Regions from separate parts of the Homo sapiens genome. Here region 1 is linked to region 2. Evidence: chromatin contacts called from ENCODE Hi-C or POLR2A ChIA-PET data. All regions are on one chromosome and are shown on one strand. Each heading gives the region's core, a stretch centred on a gene start or an enhancer-like site at or near the end of the contact. The rest is flanking DNA. Distances are from core to core; before and after follow the strand shown.

Evidence for each region. A loop is a pair of places that touch in the nucleus more often than their neighbours do. ChIA-PET counts read pairs that join two places held with the same protein, here RNA polymerase II (POLR2A).
Region 1: a map with no recorded cell type shows a loop between it and region 2 (2.2-fold over the local background). The contact joins two enhancer-like sites. A Hi-C loop is called at or near these places in 1 of 37 single-sample maps with no recorded cell type. POLR2A ChIA-PET finds 5 or more read pairs at or near these places in 2 of 52 experiments (PC-9 and WTC11).

Annotation. Positions count from the first base shown.
Region 1 is chr11:77,544,481-77,551,078 of GRCh38, reverse strand. No RefSeq gene overlaps it. Among named protein-coding and RNA genes, the nearest start is that of LINC03030, 23 kb to the left of the region's middle. RefSeq lists an enhancer at 1,867-1,936. Within about 2 kb of position 2,616, at least 4 of the 41 ENCODE cell types and tissues checked have a DNase peak (open chromatin) inside an H3K27ac peak, as active enhancers do.
Region 2 is chr11:77,240,510-77,246,888 of GRCh38, reverse strand. It overlaps GDPD4 (glycerophosphodiester phosphodiesterase domain containing 4), which reads left to right. Exons shown (of 17, transcript NM_182833.3): 12 at 1,387-1,608; 13 at 3,041-3,195. Among named protein-coding and RNA genes, the nearest start is that of GDPD4, 58 kb to the left of the region's middle. Within about 2 kb of position 2,273, at least 4 of the 41 ENCODE cell types and tissues checked have a DNase peak (open chromatin) inside an H3K27ac peak, as active enhancers do.

The sequences.
Region 1 (6,598 bases), core at 1,367-3,866, 300 kb before region 2:
TATGGGTGAGCAGCCAAAGCAGGCATCCCCACAGTTGACTTACCACCAAGGAAATGTGGGTAAATGACCAAGGCAGGCATCCCCGCAGTGATCAGACACCAATGGAATGTGGGTGAATGATCAAGGCAGGCATCCCTGCAGTGATCAGACACCAAGGGAAGACTGTCTTCCTAAATTTGTGACCGACGTTGGAGTTTTTGAGTTCACGGATAAAATGTGTCTCCTTTGTCTCTGCTAGAGAGGAAAAAGAGCTGGAATTGGAAGCACAGGGAGACTGAAGGGTAGTGAGAGAGGCTGGAGAAGAGAGTGAAGAGACCACTTACCTGATTTGAAATTGGTGAGATGTTCCTTGGGCTGATTTCAGGACCCAAGGTCGTAGGTGGATCTCCTCAAGGAGTGAGGGCGAGGACAGGGGACCAGTCTCCTGAAGGAATCCCCCTGTCCCAGGTCTTCAGCACCAAATGTTACATGCGTCCGTGTGAAGAGACCACCAAACAGTCTTTGTGTGAGCAATAAAGCTTTTTAATCACCTGGGCGTAGGTGGGCGAATCTGAAAAAGGAGTCAGCAAAGGGAGAGAGATGGGGTGGGACAGTTTTATAGGATTTGGGTAGGTAGTGGAAAATTACAGTTAAAGGGGGTTGTTCTCTTGTGGGCAGGAGTGGGGGTCACAAGATGCTTGGTGGGGAGCTCCTGAGATTCATTGCCCCGGAGAAGGAATGTCACAAGGTCAATTGGTCAGTTAGGGTGGGGCAGGAACAAATCACAGTGGTGGAATGCCATCAGTTAAGGCAGGAACTGGCTATTTTCACTTCTTTTGTGGTTCTTCAGTTGCTTCAGGCCATCTGGATATATATGTGCAGGTCGCAGGGGATATGATCACTTAGCTTGGGCTCAGGCCTGACAATTGGGGTCTCAAGAAAGGGAAAACACCACAGTGAAGAGGAGTGTGGAGTCTGGTTACTTCCTGCTGAAAGGGGGCATTGAAGGGATAGGTTGCATTTTTTCCTTTCTTGCTCTGTCATGAAGGGAATGAAGGGTCACGAAAAACTCGTTCAGGACAGGGAAAACCGGGTTCCATCAAAAGGCCCCATGCAAATGGAAGTTGCTGTTACAGGCTGGTATTGGGATTGCATAGCCATCTGTAGGTGGAATCTTTGCAATCTGGAAGATATAAATTTAATGAGCATGTTAAAAAAAAAAAGCAGGGATCAGATATTAAAAGAAGAATGACAAGGAACAAAGGTCCAAGGAATGGGAGAAGCCAAGTGATTTTTGGAAACCAATTAGTAAAAGTTTTGGTCCAGTCTTGGTTACTTTGGGAAAGTGTGTGTAGTCATTTAGCTTGTTTGAAAATTTCTTGGACATCAGTTTCCACTTCTCCGGACACATTAATGTAGGTGCAACAGGTTTTGTTGATGACAGCAAAGACTCCTCCCTCTTCAGCTAGGAGGTAATCCAGAGCACATCTTTTACCAAAAACCAGAGGAACCAGATACCTGCTTTGGAAAGTAGGGAAGTCTAATTACATCTAATTTTCCCCAGATAAGGAGTTTTGCCTCTGGATGGCCTGTTTGATGGTCACCAGGTGCTATTTGCTCCCTTCTAAATTCTAAATTCTCAGGTAAGGAGCTTTTTCTCTGGGGCCTGTTCAATGGTCACCAGGTGATTTTCAGTCTCCTCATGTACTAAGTAGCCAGGGTAGAGAATTATTTCTCCAGACCAATACCCTCACTGTACAGATGCGAAAGACAAGCCTGGAGAAAATGAAAGTGATTTGCCTGGTGACATGAAATCAAGAACTCAAACTGAGGTCTGCTGACTCCTAGTCATGGGTTCTCTCAGCACTCGACACTGCCTTGGCCTCACTTCATGTGCTTCCACAAAGGCTCAGCCCATACCAGGTCCACCCCGGTGTCTAATCCACAGCAATGCCAACAACAATGTGAGTGTTTATTATTGTGCTACTTTACATATATTATCTCTAATCCAAACAACATGCTTTCAAGAAAGGTGAGCATATCCCCATTATAAGAGGAGGAAGCTGCTGCTCAGAGACTTTAAGAGAGTAGCTAAAGTCACAGCTAGTGAAGACAGTTCAGAATTTGATGCAGTCTTTTGGACTCCAAAGCCTACGCTGTTTAGCTACACTCACCTCCATCTGTTCCTGCTCCATCTTACCTTCCCCAGGTTATTTCTTCATCAAGAGCTAGCTCTAATTCTACTCCCTCCCCAAAAGCCCTTCCACCCCAGACCACAGGGATCCCTTCATTGACTCAACTTTCATGGCAATAATCACCTGCATTAGCTGTTTGGCAAAGTCTAACTCACATTGTAATTTATTTTGTCGTGTATATTACTTGCTTCCTTATCTCTGAGGCTGAGAAAGAGAAGACGCTTCCTCTGTGTTTCTGTCCTTGCCCTGTAGCTGTGTTGAGTTGTGTTGATATTGCAAGAGCATAACATTTAGTCTGTTATGAGATTCTGCCCTTAGAAATACCTAGGGAAGGGATGCCTGTAGGCCCAAGCGGAGTTGAAAATTCAAAATGAAGAAGAACAGCGTTCTCTTCGGGTTCAGATTTGTAGTAATATTTATTCTCTTTTCCATAAGTAAGCCTCTAGGTGGCAGTCGAAAGCCTAGTTGTGAGAGCGTGAGTGTCTCATAAATGAAGTCACAAAATCTCAGGCTGAAAGGAGTTTTTCTCATCTAACTACCAATTCAAAGCTAGAATTCCCTCCCTGACATAACAACAACTATGGCAATATTTCTTCCATCTCAGGGGCTGGTGATGAGAAACTCCCTTTTTTCGAAGCACTTTTTCCATGTGTGGTCAGTTTATTAGAATATCGTTCTTGATTTTATGTGAAAACTGCTTCCTTGTAGCTTCTACCTACTCCAGAAAGAAACTAAGTGTATCTGGGCCTAGGGATGTGAGAACAGCAGAGTCTGAAGATCTGGAGAGCGTTTGACTGGCTCAGAGAAGCCTCCTTTTCACTTCTATTCTTCCCAAGGGCTTCTCCCCAAGAGCCTGGACTTCGTTTAGCCAAACCCACTTTCTCTGATCAAAATAACAAAGAGGCCAGGGCAGGCGGTTCATGCCTGTAATTCCAGCACTTTGGGAGGTTGAGGTGGGCTGATCATTTGAGCCCAGGGATTCAAGACCAGCCTGGGCAAAATGGTGAGACCCTGCCAATAAAAAAAATTTAAAAATTAGTTGGACATGGTGGCACATGCCTGTAGTCCCAGCTACTCAGGTGGCTGAGGTGGGACGATGGCTTGAGCCCAGGAGGCAGAGGTTGCAGTGAGCCATGATTGTGCCACTGCACTTCAGCCTGAGCAACAGAGCAAGACCTCATCTCAAAAAAATAAAAATAAAATAACAAAGAGAGATTAATACTGCACTTCCTGGTCTCAAATGTATTCTTTAGAAATATATAGGACAAGGCCAGGTGTGGTGACTCACGCCTAGCACTTTAAGAGGCCAAAGCAGGTGGATCCCTTGAGCCCAGGAGTTTGAGACCAGCCTGGACAATGTGGCAAAACCCCATCTCTACAAAAAATACAAGAACTGGCCGGGTGCAGTGGTGCGTGCCCAGTTACTCAGGAGGCTGAGGTGGGAGGATGGCTTGAACCTGGGAGGCAGAGGTTGGAGTGAACCGCGATTGCAGCCTGGGCAACAAAGTGAGAGAAAGAAAGAGAGAGAGAGAAAGAAAGAGAAAGAAAGAAAGAAAGAGAGAGAGAGGAAGGAAGGAAGGAAGGAAGGGGAAGGGAAGGGAAGGAGGGAGGGAAGGAGGAAGGGAAGGGAAGGAAGGGAGAGAGAAAGAGAGGAAGGAAGGAAGGAACAAAGGAACGGAAGGAAGGGAGGGAAGGAAACAAATATATACACTGACTATGTACCCACAAAAATAAAAAATTAAAAAATTAAAAGAAATGAAAAAATGTATATATAGAACAAACAAGTGTCTCTTCTTCTAGGGATCTAAAGACAGAGATTGAGTCATCCATCCATCCATCCATCCATTTGTCCATCCATCAAACATATCTTTACTTGGAGCCTACTATGTTACAGGCACTGAGTCTGCTAGTGGGCAGTCAATAAGTGATAAATCCCTAATAACCTGATGACTAACTCAGTCACAGGTAGGTCCAATTTTACATGGTACTTTTTTTTTTTTTTTTTTGAGACAGAGTCTCGCTCTGTTGCCCAGGCTGGAGTGCAGTGGCACGATCTCAGCTCACTGTAGCCTCCGCCTCCCGGGTTCAAGCGATTCTCCTGCCTCAGCCTCCTGAGTAGCTGGGATTACAGGTGTGCGCCATCACGCCCGGCTAATTTTTGTATTTTTAGTAGAGACAGGGTTTCACCATGTTGGTCAGGTTGGTCTCGAACTCCTGACCTCGTGATCCGCCCACCTCAGCCTCCCAAAATGCTGGGATTACAGGCATGAGCCACTGCACTCTACATGGTACATTTTTGAGAAGAGATTGGAGAGACAAGGGAACTAGCATTTACTGAAGAGTTGCCTATTAGGCAAGGTGCTAGGTGCTTGCTTTACATGCCTTATACTGTTTAAGACTATCTAATGAGATAGGTTATCTCCATCTCCACTTTACAAAGGAGGAAGCTGAGGATTAGAGAGCTTAATAACTGGACCAAGGACCAACAGCCAGGAAGTGATGGAGCTGGAGTCTGGATACAGAGGTCCCCAACTGCAAAACCACCACACTGTGAGCCTTGCATGGGGCTCCCTAGAACAGCAGAAGGGACAACATGGTCCCCTCCTGTCCTGTGTCTGATATAAATATTGCTTTTTTTTTTTTTTTTTTTTTTTTTGAGATGGAGTCTTGCTCTGTCGCTCAGGCTGGAGGAGTGCAGGGGTGCAATCTCGGCTTGCTCAACCTCCACCTCCCAGGTTCAAGTGATTCTCCAGCCTCAGCCTCCTGAGTAGCTGGAATTACAGGTGGCCGCCACCATGCCTGGCTAATTTTGTATTTTTAGTAGAGATGGGGTTTCACCATGTTGGCCAGGCTGGTCTCAAACTACTGACCTCAGGTGATCCCCCCACCTCGGCCTCCCAAAGTGCTGGGATTACAGGCATGAGCCACTGTGCCTGGTGACATATTGCTTTAAGTTAGGTTTTCTTTTTACACTTTCACACCCAAATCCCTCATTTTCAGCTTTTTAAAAAACTTATATTTTTAGAGTGATTTACTTGTGGTTTCTCATAAAAGTCAAATTTCCCATCAATACTTTCTGTTATAAACTTGGACACGGGACAGAGCACATGAAAATCAATATTTCATATGTAATCATGTGTAATTTGGGTATTCATTAGTTTGTTTTTATTTTTTGTTTGTTTGTTTGTTTTTGTTTTTGTTTTTGTTTGAGACAGAGTCTTGCTCTGTCACCCAGACTGGAATGCAGTGGGTCAATCTTGGCTCACTGCAACCTCCACCTCCCGCTTCAAGCGATTCTCATACTTAGCCTCCCGAGTAGCTAGGACTACAGGCACATGCCACCATGCCCAGCTAATTTTTTTTTTTTTTTTTTTAGTAGAAACAGGGTTTTGCCATGTTGGCCAGGCTGGTCTCGAACTCCTGACCTCAAGTGATCCTCCTGCCTCAGCCTCCCAAAGTGCTGGGATTACAGGCATGAGCCACCACGCCTGGCCATAGTTTGTCTTTACTTGATTATATTTATTTTAATTGATCAGTTGCTATGTTAAGAATATCAAAGAAAATTTTCAAGAAAATAAAAAAGATTACCCCAAGTCTCGTATTCTAATACAACTATTTTCATTGTAATTCATACTCATAGTACATATTTTTCTTTGTAAATTCTATCGTAAATAAACGTAGGCTATTATTTTGATTATTTTCACTCAACATTATTTAAGGATCATTTACTCATGTTTCTATGTAGCCCTCTTTTTTTTTCTTTTTTTTTTTTTTTTTTAGAGAGGGTCTTACTGTCCCTCAGGCTGGAATACAGTGGTGTGATCATAACTCGCTGCAGCCTCGACCTCCTGGGCTCAAGCAATCCTCCCGTCTCAGCCTCCCGAGTAGCTGGGACCACAGGTGTGTGCCATCACATCTGGCTAATTTTAAAATTTTTTGTAGAGGCAAGATCTCACTACGTTGCTCAGGCTGTTCTTGAACTCCTGAGCTCAAGTGATCCTCCTGCCTCCCAAAGTGCTAGGATTACAGGCTTGAACCACCATGCCCAGCCCTATGTAGCCTTTTTTTTTTTCAGACAGGGTCTTGGTTTGTGGCCCAGTCTGGAGTAGAGTAACGTGGTGTGGCCTCAGCTCACTGCAACCTCCGTGTCCTGGGCTCAGGTGATCCTCCCACCTTAGCCTCCCAAGTAGCTGGGACAACAGAACCACGCCCAGCTAATTTTTCTATCTTCTTTCTTTCTTTTCTTTTTTTTTTGAGATGGAGTTTCACTCTTGTTGCCCAGGCTGGTGTGCAATGGCTCAGTCTCAGCTCACCACAACCTCCGCCTCCCGGGTTCAAGTGATTCTCCTGCTTCAGCCTCCTGAGTAGCTGCCACACCTAATTTTGTATTTTTAGTAGAGATGGAGTTTCTCCATGTTGGTCAG
Region 2 (6,379 bases), core at 1,024-3,523:
GTGATTATCAAAGTTGCCATCTATTAAATTTAATGTAGCAAACATATGTGTGTTCTCCCATGTGTTAGGTGAAATGCTGTGCGTTTCAAAGAATGTATGACAGTTCCCACCAAGAGGGAGTTACACTCCAGTAGAGTCAGCAGAGAGTGAAGGAACTAATGTGAATTGTATACTTTTCTATCTATGTACCAGACATACTCCCAGACCCTGTAAATATTTTTATCATATTTAATCTTCAAAATAATCCTAAGAAATATATAGGTTATTCTTCCTCTCCTCTATTTTATAATTTGGGCAATGATGACTTGGAGAATTTAAATGGTTTTATTACCAAGGTTGCATAGCAAGAAGCATAGTGAGCCAGGATTGAACTTTAATGTACTAAGACATGTCCAAATTCTAATTCTGAAAATTTGTCTCTAATTGTATATTTATAAATATAGTCGTTAATAATTTTAGTTTCTTCTCATGCTTAGCTATTTTTACATACATTAGCTATATATGAATGAGACATACAGAGGCATAAAAATGGGCCATTGGGCTTCAAAGCCATTGAAGTCTCTTTATTTATTGATTTTTTTAGAGATAGGGCCTCACTCTATTGCCCAGGGCCTCACTCTATTGCCCAGGCTGTAGTGCAATGGCACAATCATAGCTCACTTGCAGCCTCAAACTCCTGGGCTCAAGTAATCCTTCTGCCTTAGCCTCCTTAGTAGTTAGGACTACAGGCATGTATCTCCACACCCAGCTATTTTAAAATTTTTTTGTAGAGACAAGGGTCTCACTATGTTGCCCAGGCTGGCCTCGAACTCCTGGCCTCAAGTGATACTTTTGCCTCAGCCTGCTGGGATTAAAGGCATGATCACAGCACCAGCCTTGAAGTCTCTTTAGTTCAGGAAGATTAAAGGAAAGCTTCATGAGGGAAATAGCATTTGAAGGGTAGGATTTTAACAAGTGGATATGGCAAGGAAGTCAAGGGAGGGGTAGAGCTGGTATTAAATTCAGTTGAAGCCAAAGCATGTGTTCTTCCTATTACACAAAACTAGAATAGCGGGAGCCCATGTAGGAAGCCAGCGTGACTGAAAAGGGATGTATTATCTTGACTTATGGGAGAGAAGGCTGGAAAGGAAGGTCAGGATAAGAACATGACCTTCAGTGCAAATACAACAGGTTGTAGGATATAGAAGAGACCATTCCAAACACTGTAATTATTGATGATGATTACATTTTATTTCTCTCCTTGTCACCTGTTTTCTAGGATTAGTACTTCAGAGGGCCTGATGGATTGAATGATAATGGAGCAACTGAGGTAGAGCTGGATGTGTGGCTACATAGTAGGAGAACTGGAAAGTGCTTTTATGTATTTTTTGATGTATTTGTTTCTAGCTCAGGCCATTTTACAATATGAAACCTCTATCAGAGGCAGATAAAGAAAGAGCAAGAAATCAGTCAATTCCAACACTAGCTGATTTATTGACACTTGCAGAGAAGGAAAGAAAATTTGTGATATTTGATCTTCATCGCCCTCCACCAAAACATCCTCTCAGACACACATTTGTCCGCCAAGTAGTAAGCGTGATCCTTGCCTCTAAAATCGAGCAACATCTGGTAAGTCTATCTCAGTATTTATGACATAGGTTGGGAGGTGGGTAGCATGTCCTAGGAGCACAGTAGTTGAACTTGACCTACCTTGTACATCTACCCTGGGATCCTTAAGTAATTTTACTTCCTATGGAAATGAAGATTGTTACTTATACAGCTACATGTGGTAATCTAGGAATGACCCAGTTAAATTTATCTCAGTGGGGAAAATCATTGAGGCTGTTTGCTATTCCAAACCAAATGAAATGTCAGCACCCTGTTAAAGAGGAATATGTGTAATAACTATCTAATGTGACCTGCACCACACCAACATAGATCCATTAGAAAGAGCCTGGGTAACATTAAGGCTTTGAAGACTTGGCATGATGAATGATATAGAAAGGAGAGCTGGTTCTTATTTGAGCAGAGATTTGCTCGTAATGTTTTTCAGAAGCAACTCTGCATTTGGGCAGTCAGTTGTTCCAAATCCCATAAATTCTCAGAATATGGGAGTGCTGTGAGTGAAACAATTATAAGTCTTTTTACAAATGGAAGTATTTCATAGATGAGTCATAATAGCATCTCTGTTGGCAGGAAATGACTCCTCTCAAAGATGATTTTTTTTAAATAAAATAGAAGCAGGGCCTCCCTATGTTGCCCAGGCCTGTCTCAAACTCTTGGGCTCAAGGGATCCTCTTGCCTCGGCCTTCCAAAGTGCTAAGAATACAGGCATGAGCCACCACACCCAGCCTCAAAGATGATTTTTAACATCATTAACCAGAAAGATGTTTTTGATTCTCACTATTCACCCATATCTATCAACTAATCTACTTTGCTTGTATGAGTCTTTGTGTACACAGTAGGCCCTTGACACTTGATGTTAACTGGTAAATGGAGAGGTCATGAGAAAACTCAGCTCCAGAGTAGCCCTAGTGAAAGCCCCATTATAAGAGTTCATTAGAAGATACTAGCCCAGGGCTGGGCGCGGTGGCTCACGCCTGTAATCCCAGCACTTGGGAGGCCGAGGCGGGCGGATCATGAGGTCAGGAGATCGAGACCATCCTGGCTAATACGGTGGAACACCATCTCTACTAAAAATACAAAATACAATAAAAATACAAAAAATTAGCCGGGTGTGGTAGCGGGCGCCTGTAGTCCCAGCTACTTGGGAGGCTGAGGCAGGAGAATGGTATGAACCCGGGTGGCGGAGCTTACAGTGAGCCAAGATTGTGCCACTGCACTCCAGCCTGGGCGACAGAGCGAGACTCCATCTCAAAAACAAAACAAAACAAAGAAAATACTAGCCCATGTTGACTCTTTCACCAAGGACTAGACTCTCTCTCTCTACTCTCTGTAGAATACTACCTGTGCTGGAATGGAGCTCCCTCCATTCTCTATGGGGCTGTTCGTACCTGGATAGCTGATTATCTACTGAGGGACTTCTTGTTTCTCCTTAGAGATTTTTTGGTTGCCAGCTCATGATAGGCAATACGTCAGGTCCGTGGCTCCTGGTTTTCAGCATGTGGGCCGTTTAGTATCCATTGAAACCCTTGCTAAAAACAATATCAGTATAATAAATGTTGACTACAAGAAGTTGTTCCCTAATGGGTTAAGGTAAGTGTTTGACCACACCTCTCTTGGCACATATTGCCTTACTTACACAAAATACACATTCTAATTAAACTTCTTAACTTCCCCTTTCCATCTCGGAATTTCTGTGTGTGGTTATCTCCTTTGAATCTCCTTTCTTTTTCCTACCCCTTCCTCCCTCCCTCCCTCCCTCCCTCCCTGTGCCAACAAACATTTATCAAGTGTTGACTGTGTCCCTGGAACATAGACTTTAGCCTCTGCTGTGTACTCTAATCTTTCACCATTCAGTACACTTTTTTGTATGCTTGGCATTTCTGTTCTTATATAAAAGGTGGACGTTGAAAAGTCAGAACTCAAAACGTTTATTTCCTCCTACCATTACCAGATGGATGGCAGTACCTTGTAAATGGCTTTGTGATCCAGATAGCCATATTTCTGGAACGGATAATTAAGAATATAACAAAACTATTATTTAAAAAATGTAAAAATAGCTGAGCATGAGAAGAAACTAAAATTATTAACCACTGTATTTATAAATATACAATTAGAGACAAATTTTCAGAATTAAAAGCACCTGGGAATAAAATAACTTTTCCAAACTTAACTATTATTAAACATGCTTAATTTAATCCATATCCCCTTTGTCTTAGATTTAAGGTTAATTTTTTATATGATTCTAAATGCTTTAGAGACAAAGTCTTCCTTGGGGAGGGACAGAGGGAGGGAGATAACAGGTTAGAGATACATAATATATAGATATCTATTATCTACCTATCTATAATAGATTATAGATAATAGATATCCAAAGTCTCCTTTGGGTTTAGTAAAAGGCTGTTGCATGCATCTGTTTCTGTTCCTGCTTTTTCTGCCTTTCTGGCTATGGATTGATCATATAATAGTGTCTTTTTTTCTTTTAGCGTTGGAAAATTATATATGTTTTACTCTCTAATTCCCATTCAGAAGATTTTTCTTTACTCAACTACTCTTCTATTTTGAGCATATTTCTATTTTCTTCTACTTTTTTTTTCAAATAGAAAATGGCTCTAGAATGATTTCCTTCTCTCTTAATCCTGAGATTGATCTAGTAGTTGAAAAATAATTATGACTTCCATTTATTGAGCTATTATTATGTGTCAAGTTATATGTTTGCTAGACCTGGCCTAGCCATCAGCTACTTTGGTCTCTTTGGAAAAGTTTCTAATTGTCAGTTTTCTCCTTTGTAAATTAGAATAACAGTGGTACCTGCTGGAGTGGTTAAAAGGTTTAATGAGATTATTCTTGCTGTTTTAACTGAGAATGCTTTAAATGCATTGTTTTAATCAAAAGTATATGAGTATAGAATTGCCCTCTGTTTTATTTGTGATACTACAAAGTTTTTTAATGTTTTAAAGACATTTTAAAAATTTATATTATTTTTAATCGACATCATAACTGTATATATTTATAGGGTACAATGTGATGTTTTAATATATTTACACAATATGGAATGATTAAATCAAGCTAATTAACATATATCATATCTTTTTCATGTTAAGATATTTGAATTTACTCTCAGCTATTTTGAAATATACATTATTATTGACTGTAGTTACCCTGCTGTGCAATAGATCTCAAAACATTTCCCTCTATCTAACTGAAACTTTATACCTTTTGACCCAACATTTCCTCTCTCCCTCAACCCTTTGGTAACCAACATTCTACTTTTCAGTAACCAACATTAGCCTTTGGTAACCAACATTCTACTCTCTTTTTCTATAAGTTAGACTTATTTATTTATTTTTTTTTTGAGACAGAGTCTCGCTCTGTCACCAGGCTGGAGTGCAAAGGCCCAATCTTGGCTCGCTGCAACCTCCGCCTCTTGGATTCAAGCAGTTCTCCTGCCTCAGGCTGAGACTACAGGTGCACGCCACCATGCCCAGCTAATTTTCTGTATTTTTAGTAGAGATGGGGTTTCACCATGTTGGCCAGGATGGTCTCGATCTCTTGACCTCGTGATCCACCCGCCTCGGCATCCCAAAGTGTTGGGATTACAGGTGTGAGCCACTGTGCCAGGCCTTTTTTTTTTTTTTTTTTTTTTTTAAAGACAGGGTCTTGTTTTGTCACCCAGGCTGAAAGGCAGTGGCGTGATCTTGGCTCACTGCAGCCTCTACTTCCTGGGCTCAAGCTGTCCTCTTACCTCAGCTTCTCAAGTAGCTGGGACTACAGGCACATGCCAACACACTTGGCTAATTTTTAAATTCTGCATAGAGACGTGGTCTTGCTCAAGCAGTTTCCTCACCTCCACCTCCCAAAGTGCTGGAATTATAGGTGTGAGCCACCGTACCCCACTGTAAGTTTGACTTTTTTAGAGTCCACACGTAAGGGAGACCATGTGGTATTTGTCTTTCTTTGCGTGGCTTATTTCACTTACCATAATGTCGCCCATGCTCAACCATGTTTTCACAAGTGACAGAATTTCCTTCTTTTTAAAGGCTGAATAGTATTCCTTTGTATGTATATATTACATTTTCTTTACCCATTCATCTGTTTGATGGACACTTAGGTTGATTCCATATCTTGGCTACTGTGAATAGTGTTGCAATGAACATGGGAGTACAGATATCTCTTTGACATATTGATTTCACTTCCTTTGGATATATACTCAGTAGTGGGATTTCTGGATCATATGTATGTTAGTTCTATTTTTAGTTTTTTGAGGAACCTCCACTTTGTTTTCCATAATGGCTGTACTAATTTACATTCCCACCAACAGTGTGTAAGAGTTCCCTTTTCTCCACATCCTTGCCAGTACTTACTATCTCTCATCTTTTTTGTAATAGCCAAAATTTTGAGAGGTGTGAGATATCTCCTTGTGGTTTTAATTTGTATTTCCCTGATGATTAGTGATATTGAGTGTTTTCTTCATATGCTTGTTGGCTATTTGTGTCTTCTTTTGAGAAATATCTCTTCAGGTCCTTAGCCCATTTTTTCATTGGGTTATTTGTTTTTTTGCTATTAAATATTTTCTCCCATTTCATAGGTTTTCTCTTCACTCTGTTGATTGTTTCCTTTGCTGTGCAGACACTTTTTGGTTTGATGTAGTTCCGTTGGTCTATTTTTGCTTTTGTTACCTGTGCTTTTGGGGTCATATCCAAAAAATCATTGCCCAGAGACCAATGTTGTGGAGCTTTTCCCATTTTCTTCTAGTAGTTTTAGTTTCAGGTCTTAC